2 separate regions of the Mus musculus genome follow, and region 1 is linked to region 2. The links are chromatin loops, found by intact Hi-C in ENCODE. Cell type or tissue: heart. All regions are shown on one strand.

The links. Hi-C counts contacts between places; a loop is a spot of excess contacts. Peaks named below come from ENCODE experiments on the same cell type or tissue, not always from the same donor. Only the 100,000 strongest peaks of a DNase experiment are listed, where the experiment ranks them.
Region 1: a loop joins it to region 2, with 2.2 times the contacts of the local background. A loop is called at or near these places in 5 of 42 quality-filtered maps.

What each region holds. Positions count from the first base shown.
Region 1 is chr1:162,810,302-162,818,301 of GRCm38, forward strand. Fmo4 (flavin containing monooxygenase 4) reads right to left here and starts at 2,248. Exons shown (of 9, transcript NM_144878.1): 1 at 2,228-2,248. In heart, CTCF peaks have their summits at 3,756 (motif pointing right) and 7,968 (motif pointing right); a DNase peak (open chromatin) is centred at 3,640.
Region 2 is chr1:162,875,800-162,883,799 of GRCm38, forward strand. Fmo2 (flavin containing monooxygenase 2) reads right to left here. Exons shown (of 9, transcript NM_018881.4): 6 at 6,191-6,390; 7 at 4,583-4,938; 8 at 2,214-2,286; 9 at 1-1,280. The coding sequence ends at 929. Among named protein-coding and RNA genes, the nearest start is that of Gm32197, 7.1 kb to the left of the region's middle. In heart, a CTCF peak has its summit at 4,351 (motif pointing right); DNase peaks (open chromatin) are centred at 4,002, 4,392 and 7,082.

The sequences.
Region 1 (8,000 bases), 65 kb before region 2:
CAATTAAACCCAGCTGTTTATTATTGTTACTGCTTTAATTACTGAGTGTAGCTAGTACATTAGCTCCACAGGACGCCTATAACCCCTCAGTATTAAAGGGACTTTTCACTATCATCTTGCTTCTCTAAATATTCTCCTAGAGAGATGGCTCAGTGGCTAAGAATGCTGGCTATTCCAGAGGACTTGAGTTCAATTCCTAGCTCACACACGGTGCCTCACAACTGGCTGTAATTTCAGTCCCAGGGGATCTGATGGCCTCTTTAGATTTTCTTGGTGACCCAGCATACACACAGTTCACATACATATACGCAGGCAAAATGCTCATATACGTAAAATGGTAAAACAAACAAACCTTTAAAAAACAAAGTGAACAATCTAGAGAAAATATTTTGAAAAACACAAAATACTACTATGCTTAATATGTAAAATAAGCTTGTAGATTAATAATAAAGAGAAATTTGAGAAAATAATCTATTTTCAATAAAGGGAATAATATAATAATAATAATAATAATAATAATAATAATTGAGCAAATTGATGTGAATGGGCTATTTATCCGAGAAAAGGATAGCATCAGTCATGAAGTATATGAAAACCTGTTCGAGTTCACTAATAGTGATTTCATTAATAATACAAAGCCTGAGGTAATAATTTCTAGCTTTCAAATATAAAGTGTGGAGAATGGAGCTATGTCCAGTAAAGTCACACATGATCTGCAGCAGAGCGACACTGCATGCATGCTCTACGCATCATAGTGATATTTGCCTTGGGGAACCAGCAGGGCATGTGTGTATGAGGACCATGGGTCCAGTAAAAGAAACCCAGCACGAGTTTCCTCACCGCAGATAAACACACTTCTCCGAGAGGTGGAGTCTGCCCGTAGGTGCACTTTTGGCATTTGAGGCAGCATGGGTGTGTGCTGCTGAGCTGAGGGCTTCAGACATCCTGTGACCCGATCATTGAGGCTCTCTCTGTCCCTTTTCTCAGGGCTTCCTGTTCCAAACTTACTGCTGTTCATCTGTCTGTGAGGTTGAGGGTCTCTGTACCTGGCTTACTGTGTATTTCCAAAGCTGTTACCGCTTCCATTCCAGCTGAGTTCATTTGGGAGAAGGAGACTGGACACTTCAAACTTTCCTACTGAATGAGAATGGACCCACAGGTTCATATGTGTTTAGTTGCCAGGGAGTGGAACTATTTGAAAAGATTAGAAAGATAAGGCCTATCCAATAGCTGACTGTGAGCATCCACTTCTGTGTTTGCTAGGCCCCGGCCTAGTCTCACAAGAGACAGCTATATCAGGGTCCTTTCAGCAAACACTTGCTAGTGTATGCAATGGTGTCATCGTTTGGAGGCTGATTATGGGATGGATCCCTGGATATGGCATGGATCACAGGGCCCCCAATGGAGGAGCTAGAGAAAGTATCCAAGGAGCTAAAGAGATCTGCAACCCTGTAGATGCAACAACATTATGAACTAACCAGTACCCTGGAGCTCTTGACTCTAGCTGCATATGTATCAAAAGATGGCCTAGTCAGCCATCACTGGAAAGAGAGGCCCATTGGACACGCAAACTTTATATATATGCCCCAGTACAGGGGAACGCCAGGGCCAAAAAGTGGGAATGGGTGGGTAGGGGAGGGGGGGGGGAGGGTATGGGGGACTTTTGGGATAGCATTGGAAATGTAATTGAGGAAAATACATAGTAAAAAATATTTTAAAAATATTTAAAAAAAAAGAAAGATAAGGCCTTATTGAAGGAAGAATGTCACTGGAGGTGGGCTTTGAGTTTTCAAAAACTCATGCTGAGCCCAGAGTCTCTCTGTTTGTGGATCAGGAAGTAGCTCCAATCTACTGCCTGTCTATTACCATGCTTCCTACCATGATAATAATGGAACTTATTAAGAATAATGAACTTCAACTAAACTAAATGTTTCTCATAAGAGTCAGCTTGAACATGTTGTCTCTTCACAGCAACAGTGACTACAACAGTTATTGAGAAGTTATTAGACCTACTACAAAATACCCAACAAAACATCAACATAACAACAACAACCCAACCAAAACACTCTCAGGTGTACCACTGGTAAAATATGAAAGCTACCTGTGTTAATGGACTGTGTAAACAATATACTTACATAAAAGGACCCAGAACAAAAGACTCACTGTTCATCCTTCCACCCTCTGTTCCTAAGAGGGACAGTTCCTCTAGACAACATGGCAAACATACCTGTGAGTTCCCTTGAGTTGTGAATATGGGGTGGTGTTTAACCAGGGACAAATGGCCTTCACCGTGAAGAACTCTTGAATTTCTGGATGAAGGTCAGAAGTTGTCAGATCTCCGTCATGCCCTGTCTTTGAAACGACACAGGAGTTAGTTAAACTGATAAAGTGGAAAGTACGTTAGTGGGATAGACTGACAGCAAAGGAATTCATTCACTATTGAGCCTATTCTAGAGTAGACTATGGAGTACTGGACTCTACCATTGGTTTCAGGATTAGTAATGCTGGCAATAGAAACACATCTGTACACTTCAATATTAGTCTTTAAGTACCATGATCCTCTGATGGTGATAGCAATTTGAAAATGTGGTTTATGTTAGTAAGAGAAGGTTATAAGCAAGATGAAAACAGAGAGAACTGAACCTACTCCTGTTTCTGCCTCTAGCCAGGTATGTCACCTTGGCCAAAATTCCTGAAAACACCTTAAAGTGCCCCCCCCCCAACTCAAGTTTGAAAGTTTTTCATCTGAGACCAAATAACTCATAAAATAAAAACAAATCCACAAAAAAGAAAGGGGGGAAAAAGCTGCAAAACCCTCAGACAACAATGAAAACAACCCCCTCCCCCAATTCAACAAACAGTCAAGCAAAATCCAGCTCTGAATTAAAACTTGAAGGCCTAAGAAAGGTGCTACCTCTGTCAATTCTAAGGAACGCTAAAATGTGAGAAATACTGCATTGCCCTCTGGCTAGAAAGGAGACCAGAGTTTCTGAACTTGGACCTTTGTACAACAACCAAACCCCACCTCAAACCTTATCAGTCAGTAAACTCTTCCAACATATGGAACGACACAGCTAGGATTTCTGGGAGGTTGCCATTTGGTGATGTACTAATTAATCCACCTTATCACCACGGAGCTGTGGTTTTGTATCATTCTAAGATCAGAGTGGGACCCGCTGGACAACTGTGTGTGACCGACACGGGGGTCTTTCCTTTGGATAGTCTGCTCCAACTTTGTTCCGCTTTCTATCTCCTTTAACCCTATTGCTCTTACCTTAGTCAACGGGCTTCAGAAGCTAATCACATGCCTTCCGCAAAAACACACTTTCTGTTCACCTTCCCAAGAGCAGTTTCTAGGGAAGTTTCCTCTTGAAGGGGGAAAAAATCCAGGGCACTTACCTTGCAAGCACTGATCAGGTGAGAAGCCAAAGGTGAGAGGTCAAAGGTGGAGTTTGTTTTATAGAACACAAGGAAGAAGTTTCAGTCTCAGAGCCTTGTCCTGAAGTGGAAACAGTGCTCACTTTGCTGACTTTGGTCAAACTCTCAGTTTAACACAAAAACCGGTGGCTTCTTCTGCCAGGCTATGGACAACAGGGAGTTGTATTAATGTGAATTCCACAATCTCGGGGTGCGGGGGAGGGCGGAGTGACGATTTAGAATTCAGCTTTCAGATTAGAAACAACGGGAGTCCTGCCCCTTTCCCACACCCTCCAATGGACAAGAGGTAAAGGCATCAGAAGGCTGGGTGCCTTTAGAGGGCGCCAAACTTTCATCCTTCTTAGTGACACCCTGATTTCATTCTCCGTCATATTATTTTTTCTTGGAGATTTTTTATATGTATCCAGTCAAATATGATCATATCCATCCACTACTCTGTGCCAACTTCCCCCACATTCCTACACATTCCAAAATAATGGCTTCCGTTTTAGTTCGATGGCTAAGAACTATTGCCTATATGTGGATGATAATAGGTTTTAATGACTGGATTGATGATTCGCCTCTTAAACCAACATAAGAGTGAGTGAGAGGGAGAGCGGGGGAGAGAGGGAGAGAGAGGGAGAGAGCGAGAGAGAGCAAGAGAGAGAGAGAGAGAGAGAGAGAGAGAGAGAGACTACCACATGTACTTGGTGTTTTCCAATGCTTTGTCACAGGAAGAACAACTGAGGAAGCAGTAGCAGTAGTTAATAACAAAAAGCCAGGGCTTGTATGTATTTTCTCTCAATGCTTGGAAGCCACCATAGTGACGGTGGCCCATGTCGATTTGTTGTTGCTGAGGGAAGTTCGTTACCACTGACCATTTTCTGAACCGGAAGTCAGACATGCAAACACCTGGAGGAGTCAGGAAGGCAACATGAATACAGTCAGATGAGATCTGATGGAGAAGCCCAGTGCTCTGCTCAGCTTAGCTAAATGCTGTCATTTAGGATAAAGAGCCTAATCTCTCGCAGGCCCTTTTCTTCCTTCTTTCTGAGACAGGGATTTTCTATGTGCTCTATGACTCTTTTGTGCTTTTCAGATTTGCCATCCTTTTATGCCAACTTCCCCAGAGCTGAGATACTATCATATACCACCATCCCTGGGTTGCAGGCAAAATTATCTGTGTGATTTCTGTGTGTATGCACCACTTAACACAGTGTTATTTATTTGCCTTGGGGAACCAGGAGAGCATGTGTGCATTGTGCCCACAGGCCCAGCCAGAGGAGCCTAGCAGGAGTTTCCTCACTGCTGAGTTCTGCACCACTCTGAGAGACAGAGTCTGCCCACGGCCGCAAGCACTTCTGATGCTTGAGCCACCGTGGGCATGTGCTGAGCTGAAGGACTGAGGTGTCCTGTGACCCTGTCACCGAGGCTTTCTCCTTCTGCTCAGGTTTACTGGTGCATCATTAACTAGGTGGGCTCAGGGAGTCTGTCCCTGTAGCTTTGCAACTTGCCTCACAATCAGTCCAGAAGCACCAGGAACAGAAACAAAGTGGGATGGCTGAGAAAATGGAGCAGGGAGAAGGTCTGAGTCCTCAGACCTCCCAGACTCCACTGGTGGCAGTAATGGATATCTCAGGGCGTTCTTTTCCAAACCTACTGCTGTTCAGCCTCCCGTGAGGTCGGGGGTCTCCATACCTCGCTCACTGTGTATTTTCAAACCTGTACCTCTTCCATTTCAGCTGAGTTCATTTGCAAGTTTATTAGTTTAGAGTGAGCTCTGGTAAGAGGAGACTGAACCTTAGAGGCAGCAAAGCAGGGTTTGAACTTTGATCCTGACTCATCTTTGGACCCAAAGAAGGCTAGTAAAACACTCTAAGATGTACTATTTGCATAAGAAAAAAATTCCTATGTTCATTAACCCGCACGCCTGTGCTCAGTAGTCTGAAGTTAAAGAATTGCAGTGCATTTGAGACCAGTTTGGATTACATGGCTAGTACCAAGCCAGACACAGCTACATAGCAAGACCCTGCCTGGCTCATAAAGCACAAAGAAAGCAGAAAGGCATAAGAGGAAAAAACTCACATCAAAGGATTTTGTATTAGACAAATGGCTGAGCGCAAGACTTTTCTTGGTGTTCGTTCTTCAGTCACGTGTCCCCTCCTGTCCTTGGTTCTTTCTAAAAACAGTATATCACAGAGTTATGTTGAACAGGGAGTGTGGAAGCAAGTGGGCAAAGGTAACTGTGGAGTCTCTTGAGTTGAGAAGGAGGCACAGATGGCTTCTAACCAGGAACAAATGGCTGTCACCAAGAAGAACACTTGAATTGCTAGGCCACTAAATGAAGGTCTCGGTGGTCAGATTTCTGCGGTGCTCTGTCTTTGGAATGACACAAGGGGGTTGTTAGTTAAACCAGTAACGTGGGAAGTGTAGAGTAGAATCCACTGGGAGCAAAGGAATTTATCCACTATTGTGCTCTGTGGACTGAGCTGAGGGAGGGTCCAGAGATGACTGAGACTCAGAGGCAAAAACAAAACAAAGCAAGCAAGCAAGCAAGCAAGCAAGCAAACAAGCAAGAAAGCAAACACACAAAGCCCACTATTAGTTTCTAAGGGAAACAACACCCTTGGGGAAACTGTATTACCTCACCAGGTTCAAGGTTAGCTGCTACTAAATCCTCTCTGAGAAAAGCAAGAATACACACCCAAACTATCCCTTACATGGCATAAGCTAATCACGACCCAAAGTGTTACCATCCATCGCTTTCCCCTGTTGAGGTATGGCCTCAGTCTCCTATGTCCAGAAGCGTACGGTTTGAATGGAACGTGCCTGGGAATGGCCCGGCCACTAACATACTTTCTTACATGAATCTGCCTAGACTCCTTGAATATAATCTTTGTTTTCTTCATTGGAGGAGGACATTGCTTTGAAATACCTTCCATGTTCTCCTTACCTCCCACAGCTAATAAAGTCTTTGCCCATTCTTTTATTTTTGACTGCCCTTGTTTTGGCTTTGTATTCATCCCGATGGGAGCCACCCTGTTTGGTTGCAAGAACAGTAACATCTGGAGACAAAGCAACAGCTTTTAAGCTGTATGGAGAGAGCCTGACTTGAGACTGATAACGAGGAAATCCTATAAAGTCAGCATTCCCTGGGTCTGCATGCTGGCACACTCTTTTTGCCCTTGTCTAAAGGATTGTGAGATAAGTGGGTCTAGGTAAAAATACTTTGTCTTTTATTTTTTTAAATCCAAAATGTGTTTGTTTGTTGGAATAGTTTCCTGCTCATCTTGAGTCAGAGTGCTGTCAGTGCACTTCCTTCTAAAGGAGCAGTCTCTTAGAGGTCTTGCTTTTTCCCCTGTAGACTTGGCAGAGGGCAGCGGAACAATCAAAACACAAGGCTCCGGTCTTAGCCAGTGAAGAGACACCATGACTGTGGTGGCCACTCTTATAAAATAAAACATGTAATTGGGGCTGGCTTACAGTTTCAGAGATTTAGTCCATTGTCATCATGGTGGGGACACATGAACAGGCAGACATGGTGCTGGAGAAGTAGCTGAGAATTCTACATCTAGATCCACAGGCAGTAGGAAGAGAGAGGGATAGCGGGTCTCTATTGGGCCTTTGAAACCTCAGAGCTCACACCTAGGGACCAACTTTCTCTAACAAGGTCATACCTCCCAATCCTTTCCAAGTAGTGCCATTCCCTAATAAATGAACATCCAATCATATGAGCCTATGGTAGCCATTCATATTCAAACCACCACAGCTGCCTTTTGTGCACGACTAAAGATTGTGGGGGTTGTATAATCTCCTGGGTATTTCTCATTCACGAAGTAGGCATTGGGACTTTTATGGAGGAAGATGAGGAGATCCTTTTTGAGGGGCATGTTATCATAGGCAGGTCTTCACCACTCCAAAAGCTTTGCTTCTTGTAACCCTGAATGTCCAGGGCCCCAGACATGCTAGGTGGGGGCTGTGCCATGACAATACATAACTATACACTTAAAAATTATTTAGAGACATGGTATTACTGTGCTACTTATTCTCGCCTCTGGCTTCAACTTCCTAAATGGTTGGGATTACAGGTATGTGCCTCTCCACTTAGCACACGTTGTGTTCCATGAGTATTAACATGTGTAAGTTCATTTGAAAGCCAGAGGACAGCCTTGGGTGTCATTCATCACTCATGGTCCTTATCCAAGTTCTCCAGTTTTGTAGTGTAAGCTACATCTCATCTCTGCTCTCCCAAGACAGAGTCTCTCAGTAGCCTGGAACTTAGCAGGTAGCCGAGGCAGGCTGGCACATGCAAAGCACTGATAAACTGTCCTTGTCACTTTTAGAGGGAGCCAAACTCACAGGCTTCTTAGTGACAGACACCTTGGTCCCCCACCCAGTCTCTGGAACTGTCCACTCTAAGAGCCATCAGACAGGGAGAACATAGTTCAGACCACTACACTCTTCCCGTCTTTTCTATCCCCAGAAGTGTAATTTGGATTTTCAGGATTCACAAGGAATTCAAGTGGTAGTGTCCCTCAGCTTGGGTCAGCAGAGGGAGCTGGTTATCTGTAATTGAGAACATT
Region 2 (8,000 bases):
ATTCTATTTGCAAAGAAAGTGCCATTTTCTACAATAGTCTTAGAAAACTTTATGCTAATGAATAGAGCTATTGTGTGAGTTTATAATGACTAAAATAAGTGATTAGGAAGTACTTCGTCAAGAGTGGACTATTCATTAATAAGCATATTGCATGGGGAGGTCATGAGCATAAGTTTCTGAGTTTAACAAATTGGGCTTCAATTGAAGCCTCATCTCAAGACCAGCTGTTTAGGATATGCTCTATAATGTCCCCTCCTCAGTGCCATCTGTAGAATGGGTGATATATATAGCTCTACCCATCACACAGTTGCTGTGAGAATTAAATCCAATAAAATACATAATGTACACACAGCACAATGTCTAGTCTATGAGAAACAGTATCTATCTATATGTTGTAGCTAGGGAATATTGTTTTCATTTTTGCATCAGAAGTGGGAACTGTGACCAGAGTATGCATAGGAACAGCACTGAGCATCATAGTGTACAAGATGTGAAATGTCTACTACAATTTCAGTTCTTCAGTGTCTTGCCTTTTTTTTTTCTTTGAACTCACAGAGATCCATCTGCCTTCCAAGTGCTAAGATTAAAGCCATGTTCTAACATGCTCAACTATGACTTACTTTTTATTCTACATAATTTTATTGATTTTTTTTTTAATCTTGTAACTCAAAACCTGCCATGGCTGATAGTACTATCTACCTGTGCTGGTGTTATTATAGAATACCATGTGGAGACTGATGAATTTGGGGAAACAATGATAAGAACATCCTGTAACCTTAACTTAGTTTTATATCTAGACCTAAGTTTTCTGATCTCCCTACAATTAGTCCCCCTACTTATTCCCCTAAAGTAAAATTATAATGAGGATGGAATTTCTCCAGTTTCCCTTTCAAAGAGGCAGTGATGGAGAAAACTGTCATGTGACTGATTAAAACCCCTGAAGTTGGAAAAAGAAGGCCAGAACAACAGCGAGCAGCCCCAGGATCTTGAGCAGGAAAGACACTGGGGCACTATCAGAGGACTGGAGAGTCCGGGTCTTTAAGGGTTTCAGGATCCTCTGCTTCTGGGTGAGGATGGCGTTCCTGGCTCCTTCCCACTGCCCAGGTCCAACCAGGCGGTACTGGTAGGAATTACAGGGTCCGAAGTAGAGTTTCACAGCCAGTTTAGGGTCTTTGAAAAAGAGAGAGACGAAATCTGGCTTTGCACCTATCTCCAAGGCGAGTTCATCCAGGTAGTCAACGTAGTTGGTCTGCAGTATCTGACTCTGGCTTTTCCCAAACCTTAATGAAGCAAATAAAAAGAGCTCATTCATAAAATCCTCTAAGCTGTGTCTTAATATGAGGCACTTAGTAGCGGTTTAAATAATAAAAGAATGAATGAATGAAGAGGTGAGTTTTGAATGAATCTCTGGGAGGTTCCATCAGGAGGTTTGTATCTCAGATTAATGAGTAGCCTACAAAATTATTAGACAAATTTATGGAGACTCTAGAAATGCCATGATATTGAAATGGTGACCGTTATTTGTTACTTATTAAGCTGCTGTAAGTGTCCAAGTAAGAATGTATGGCTCAGGATTGATGCAAATGCTCATGAGATGGTAGAGAGTTAGTGTCTTCTAGCAAAGGGATGCATAATATTCCCTTGTTCCACTACTAAAGTACCCTATAGTATGGCTGACATCTAGTAGATGCTCAGTGTATGTTGGATGAATTAGAATGTGAACTTGAGATAACACCTTATGCCTGTAAGGCAAGTTAGCTTTCCGAGAGCACCTGATTACAGCCAAGCTCTGTCCCAACTCAACAAAACTGACAAACCCAAGTAAGTTTTGAGAGTGCCTCAGGCTACCATTACTACCAGTGCCACCACTGCCCTATGACATTCCCTGAGTGTGGGTGGCCTTAAAAGATATAGAATTTCACATGGGCATCAAAGAAAACAGAAATGAGCCCAGGGAAAGGTGTTCTGACTTGGCACTATTTTGTTTTCTTGAGTAATGGGTTCTTACACTAGGATGTCTAAGAGCCAAATGAAACAGCATCAGTTTACAAAGTTCCAGTCTCATCTATAGGGCCTTTGACTTGTAGGTTTGGCCTGGGCTGTGCTCTAGGACTGCACCTTTAACAGCTAGCTGACTCTCACAGGCAGTCAGGTCCTGGTGTTCTGTGAAACACTACTCCGTGTAGACCATGTGCTAGAAGGAAAGTGCTTACAGGTTAACTCTTTTTTCATTTCTTTCAACAATGTCTGCCATCATAGTCGTCTCCGAAGGCAAGCTACACAAGCCTAGAAAACAAAAACAAAATTAGGTTTGAATAGTGAGTTTGGTTTCATGCCATTGACTTGTGTAGTAGTTGTTTTCTAAAATTAAGTTTGGGCCATTTAGTTGTCACACCAGGCAGGACCTCAGGGCTCCTGGATGGCAGGAGTGAGACCTCCATAGTTGAGCATGGCAAATAGCATAGACTATGAACTGGAGCAGCCATTTCTGGAAATGGAAGGGGCTGGAGAAGGGAAGTGTGCTGGTGGGGTGGGCTCTATTCTACTATTCTAGTAGTGACAGGACACTCTAGAAGAGTTTCCTGGATGATGTAACAAGCTTAGATTTGCCCTTTGGAAAGATCCATCTGGCTCTTTGATTTAAAAAAAAGAGGGCTCATGGGAGGTGAGCTTACTATTAGGGAAACTAGGTAAAAGGCTGTTGAAGGAAATCTGGTGAGAGGGGAGAGTGTCCTCCTACTGCTAAGGGCAGTTTGGCTAGATAAAATAGTGTGGTGATCTCTCTCTCTCTCTCTCTCTCTCTGTCTCTCTGTCTCTCTGTCTCTCTGTCTCTCTGTCTCTCTGTCTCTCTGTCTCTCTGTCTCTCTGTCTCTCTCTCTCTCCCTCCCTCCCCCCATCTCCCACACTCAAGTGTCCTGCAGGCTTCAGATGGGAAAGATGTCCATATTCTTGCATGTGGGCAGACATCTAGGATCTCAGACATTAGTAGTCCAAAGCTGAGGCTGCCATTGAGACCCTCCTGCCTCTATTCTCAGCCACAGCCAGTCTCCAGTACTGGGTCCACGATTCTTCTCCTTTCCTATGTTGAATCACAAAGCACGCTCTTCTGCCCCTATCCTTGACACCTCTAACACATTTGTTCTTGTTTCCACTTTGTCTCTCAGCTCTGGTCCGGGCTGCATTGTACTTTAGCACAGGTGAGTGCTGGTGCTTTCTCAGTGGTCTTTGAGTTCTATCCCTGATTATTAAATCTGTGTTCCCAACTACTGATGGGATTACCTTAAATGCAAAGGAGACAAATCTTATTCTTTCAGTATAATCCGCTCCCTGGTGTCTCTGACTTAAGAGCTTTCTAAGATGCAGAGTCCAGGTTTTCAGGCCACACTTAATCTGGACGGCTCCCTAAAGGGTCAGAGTCCTTAGGCGCACATGATTTGGGACGAACCTATTTATATTTTTCTTCTCTTTCTCTTTCCTCCATCCCTCCCTTTGCACCCCCTTTCTTCTTTACTTTCAAGAAAGTCTTCCTAGAAGCCTTAGCTGTACTGAACTTGCTATGGAGCCCAGGCTGCCCTTGAACTCTTATCCATCCTCCTGCCTCTAGACTGCTGAGATTACAGGCCTGGAACCACTTGAGAGGTAGAAGCACGTGATCTGGAATTCAAGGCCAGGCTATATAGCAAATTTGAGGACAGCCTTGGCTATAATAGATTCCTTCTCACTCCCCTTCTGCAAAACAGAAACAAAACTAAAACCAAAACAAACAAACAGAAACTATGTACACACACACACACACATACACACACACACACACACACACACACACACACACAAACCAAACCTCCTCACAGGTGTCTATACATTTAGGTTTTAGAATCCCAAATCTTTAACAAAGCTTTTGTGTCCACTGGTTCTTCTCTAAGATTAATCTCTCTTCCCCTCCCACCTCCAGCAATGGGAGGCTCCCAGTTCTCTGCAGGCATCCTGTCTCTGTTGTCTTTTGTTCAGGAAATCCCTTTTCTGGATCTGCGAAACTCAGACACCAGGAAGTGTTCCCGGACCATGCACGTTCCGACAGGACCAAGCTCCTGTTTCCACAGTATGCATTCGGCCAGCAAAGCACTTGTCATGTTATTAAAATGACTTGTTTAAATTTCTTTCTGGCTCACTAGATCTCAGCACAGGCTAGGTGTCAAATGAGACTTTTCTTGAACAGAATTGAACCCCCCAAAAACAGGAGAAAAATTAGCCTTTCGAGGAAGATGACGTGCTGCACGGGCAAACCTTTGAAAACATTTAAAACCTTGTCCCAGTGAGATGGCTCAGTGGGTAGAGCCATGCTAGAGTGCAGGCAAACTGAGATTTACCTCCGTGCCCCACAAGGTGGCAGCAGAGAGACAACACCCTCATAGGGTAGCTGTCCTTTGGTCTCCCCATGTACTCCTGTTTTTGACACATACACACACACACACACACACACACACACACACACACACACACACACACACACACACACACGAATAAAGTTTTTAAAATTAAAAAAGAAATGTAAAACTTCCGCTGAGTTGAGCATCTCACTCACCTTTGAAAACTCTTGTCGCCCAGCGCGCCTGAAGCTCTACGGTTGGGAAGATGGAGCCTAGAGGCTGGATGAGACCTATGCACGCAAGGGTTGGCTTCTCCAGGTGAGGGGGAAACATGGCTTTGTACAGGGAAACCCTATTATCCTCCACTTTAACAAGTGAGTCTTCCAGGAAAGAAAAAGAGAACGTATACCCCGTGGCAAAGACAATGATATCCACGTCTTCCTCCACCGTGCCATCCTCGAAGACCACAGCTGTCTCCGTGAGCTCCTTCACCCGTGTTTTTACTTTGATGGCTCCGTACAGCAGGCGGCTGGGGAGGTCGTCGTTTAGCACAGGTTCTTTCATAAGGTATCTGAGGCACACAGGAAAGAATGCATTTAGAGGGGTCACTGACAGTTTTAGGGGTAGTGCTGAAAATTCAGGGTTTTATTTTAAATAGCCAGGAAACTCTAACTCAACTAATTTGCCTGCCCCAAACTGTGTTATTGAACTCATTCGAATCTTGACAATCTCAAGTAGATGATAACAGCAAAAATCAACCTAAAGGTGGAAGTCATTCCAGGGGCTTAGATATGATCCCACCCAGCACCTACTGTTAATCTTTGAATTTGCCGGTAATTACTGCCCTTCGGTGCCTCTCTCTCTTTTTATGCTATGTAGTTTTCATTATTTGTAGCTTCATTTAATCTCTACCTGATAGTAAATAAGGGAAAATAGACTACATTAGCAATGAGACCTACTGTGGGGTCAGTGTGAAAATCAATGGATAAAATGAAAGTTGCTGATATTTACTGATCTCAGTATCCATAGGAGCCCTGTTTGTGGTGGGTGGTGGAGCAAAGTCTGATTGTATTTCTGGAATTCTTGGTTTATAAGTTATTTTATTCTCTCTCTCTCTCTCTCTCTCTCTCTCTCTCTCTCTCTCTCTCTCTCTTTCTCTCTCTTCCAAACAAGGCAATACATAACATGGATACTGGATTCATCCACCATTCAGCCTAATGGGGGCATCTATTACAAGACTCTCAATGTCTTCCTATCCTCAGGAGTAGGAGACTGCTAACATTTGAAAAAGGTAAACAAACATCAGCAATGTTTACTTTGATATTAGTAAATATTTGTCTTCTGGCTACATGTTCCTTTGGAAACAGCCTTCAGGGTACATGGGCGTGGCAAGGGTTGACCTATCAGATGGAGAGCTGTCTTTTCCCATCACCTTGCTCTGAGAGGATCACCAACTCTTGAGGAGCCTTGGACAGTCTGAGTGTTAGAAAGCTCTTCCAATCAACCCCAACCCTGAGTTATGGAGCGGTGTCTAAGCCTCTATCCCAACTTCTTAACTCTCTCTCTCTCTCTCTCTCTCTCTCTCTCTGTCTGTCTCTCTCTCTGTCTCTCCCTCTGTGTGTGTATATGTATGTGTGAGTGTTTTGTGTGTTTGTTTTTGACACACAGTAGAAATTTGGAATTAGAACTCCAGGATCGATACAATTATACATACTGTTGGCTTACAGCTCAAACTATCATAGCAAATAGGACCTTTGCAAAGAAAGACCACATCAGGCAACCCTGGCTGTGATGAGTATACCACAAAAACAGAATAACAGTACTTGTTCTGAGGCACCAGACCATAATTTTCATGGTTGAACCATCGATTCATCTGTTGTTCCATCATCCACTTGACGACCGTGCGGGGCAGGACATTTCGGAGCATGGAGCTAAATCTAGTGTGGAACACCATGTCCCAAGGGTAGCCATCTTCAGAGATTCGACTCATGACCCAGGATCCATGTCTGGTGCTGACAAACACCTGGTGAAAAGAAATTTCAACAGCAGGTGAAATTTGACCAGTTGCTATGAAAGGTGTTTGGTGGTGCAGTTGGCTGAATTCTATTTACTGTGTTAATTTGTGTGTAGTGTATGTGTGAAGATGTGTGTGTGTATGTGCACGTGTGTGTGTGTGTGTGTGTGTGTGTGTGTGTGTGTGTAAAAGGACGTCAGAGGTCAACCTTGAGTATCATTTTCATTGTTATCCATCTTGGGTTTTCTTTAGTTTGCCTTGAGAGGATTCTCATTAGGCTAGGCTGGTTGTCCAGTGTCCAGGAAACTGCCTCCATTTGCCTCCCCAGCACAGGAAGCAAGCACCACCAATACTAGTTTATGTGTCTCCCTCCCTCCTCCCCTCCCTCCCTCCTTTCTTTCCTTCTTCCCTCCTTTCCTTCCTCTTAACTCTTTTTCATTGTTTAATAGTCTCATACATTTATATAATAATAACTTTTAGTCATTTCCTTCTCCCATTTTCTTCTCTGGTTCTGGGGGTTAAGCCCAGGTCCCCTGCTTGTGAAGAAACCACTGTATCTACTGAGCTACTGCACCAGCCCCCAGGTTCCATTTTAAAAGTATTTAACGTCAAAGTGAGGTCCTCCTAGTTCTTTCTCTTCTCTTCAGCAGCTGCTATTTGGTAACATGTGCTGATAGAGGAGTGGCCCAAAGCCCGGATAATGTTCTGGAGGCATGACAAAAATCCTTGCACTAATTCTCTTGGTCAGTCTACTTCTCCTGTGTTTACAGTGTGGTCTGTTGTTCCTTCTTTCTTCTCACCGAGTCTACCCAAGAAGATCTGTGGTGAATAATCACAGGTCTTGCAAGCGTGTGCCTACTTTGTAATGGCTGTAGTCAGGCATGCCTGGATCCCACTATTCTGGATGGGGAATAACAAGAGCAATTGCCTCTTTCACGAGCTAAAAAGAACATTATGCATTTTAAAAGTCAAAACCATTGCCTGTGGTTCTATTCCTCTCCAAGTACCCATCATTTTCCTTTAAATCATTTTTATGTTTTGAGATTATATCATTCCCCACTTCCATTTCCTCTCTCCAGTTCCCCCTGAGTACTCTCTGATTCCTCTCTCTTTCAAATTCATGGCTTCTTCCTCATTAATTGTCATTATTGTGTATATTTTTGCATTGAACATTAAATTTTCTCTTGTTTTCAAAATGTACATTTAAAAGTCTTGTCAAAGATTTTTATTTTTGGTTTATTGTTACCCTCCTATGGTCCAAATACATCATTTTAACTTCCCAATTTTTTTGTTTCATTTTTATTAGTTCTGTTAAGATTGTCTTCAATAAGTAAATAAGACTCATTTGCAAGACATCCAATTTTCTTAAGAGGTTTAGGCCATGGACTCTGGGTCCAGACTTCCTAGGTTTGAATCTCAGCCTTACTCCCTATTAGCTGACTTGCCTCGTATGAGTTATTTGGATTGCTCTATGCCCTAGTTTTTTTTTTTTTCCCAGAATGGAGGCAGTTTAGCATCTTTCTTATGACTTTATTGTGCAGGCTAAAAGAAGTTATAGATTGATGTGAAGTACAAGCACACACAAACTCTCATTGTTTTGTAGGTTGGCCTTGGAGCAG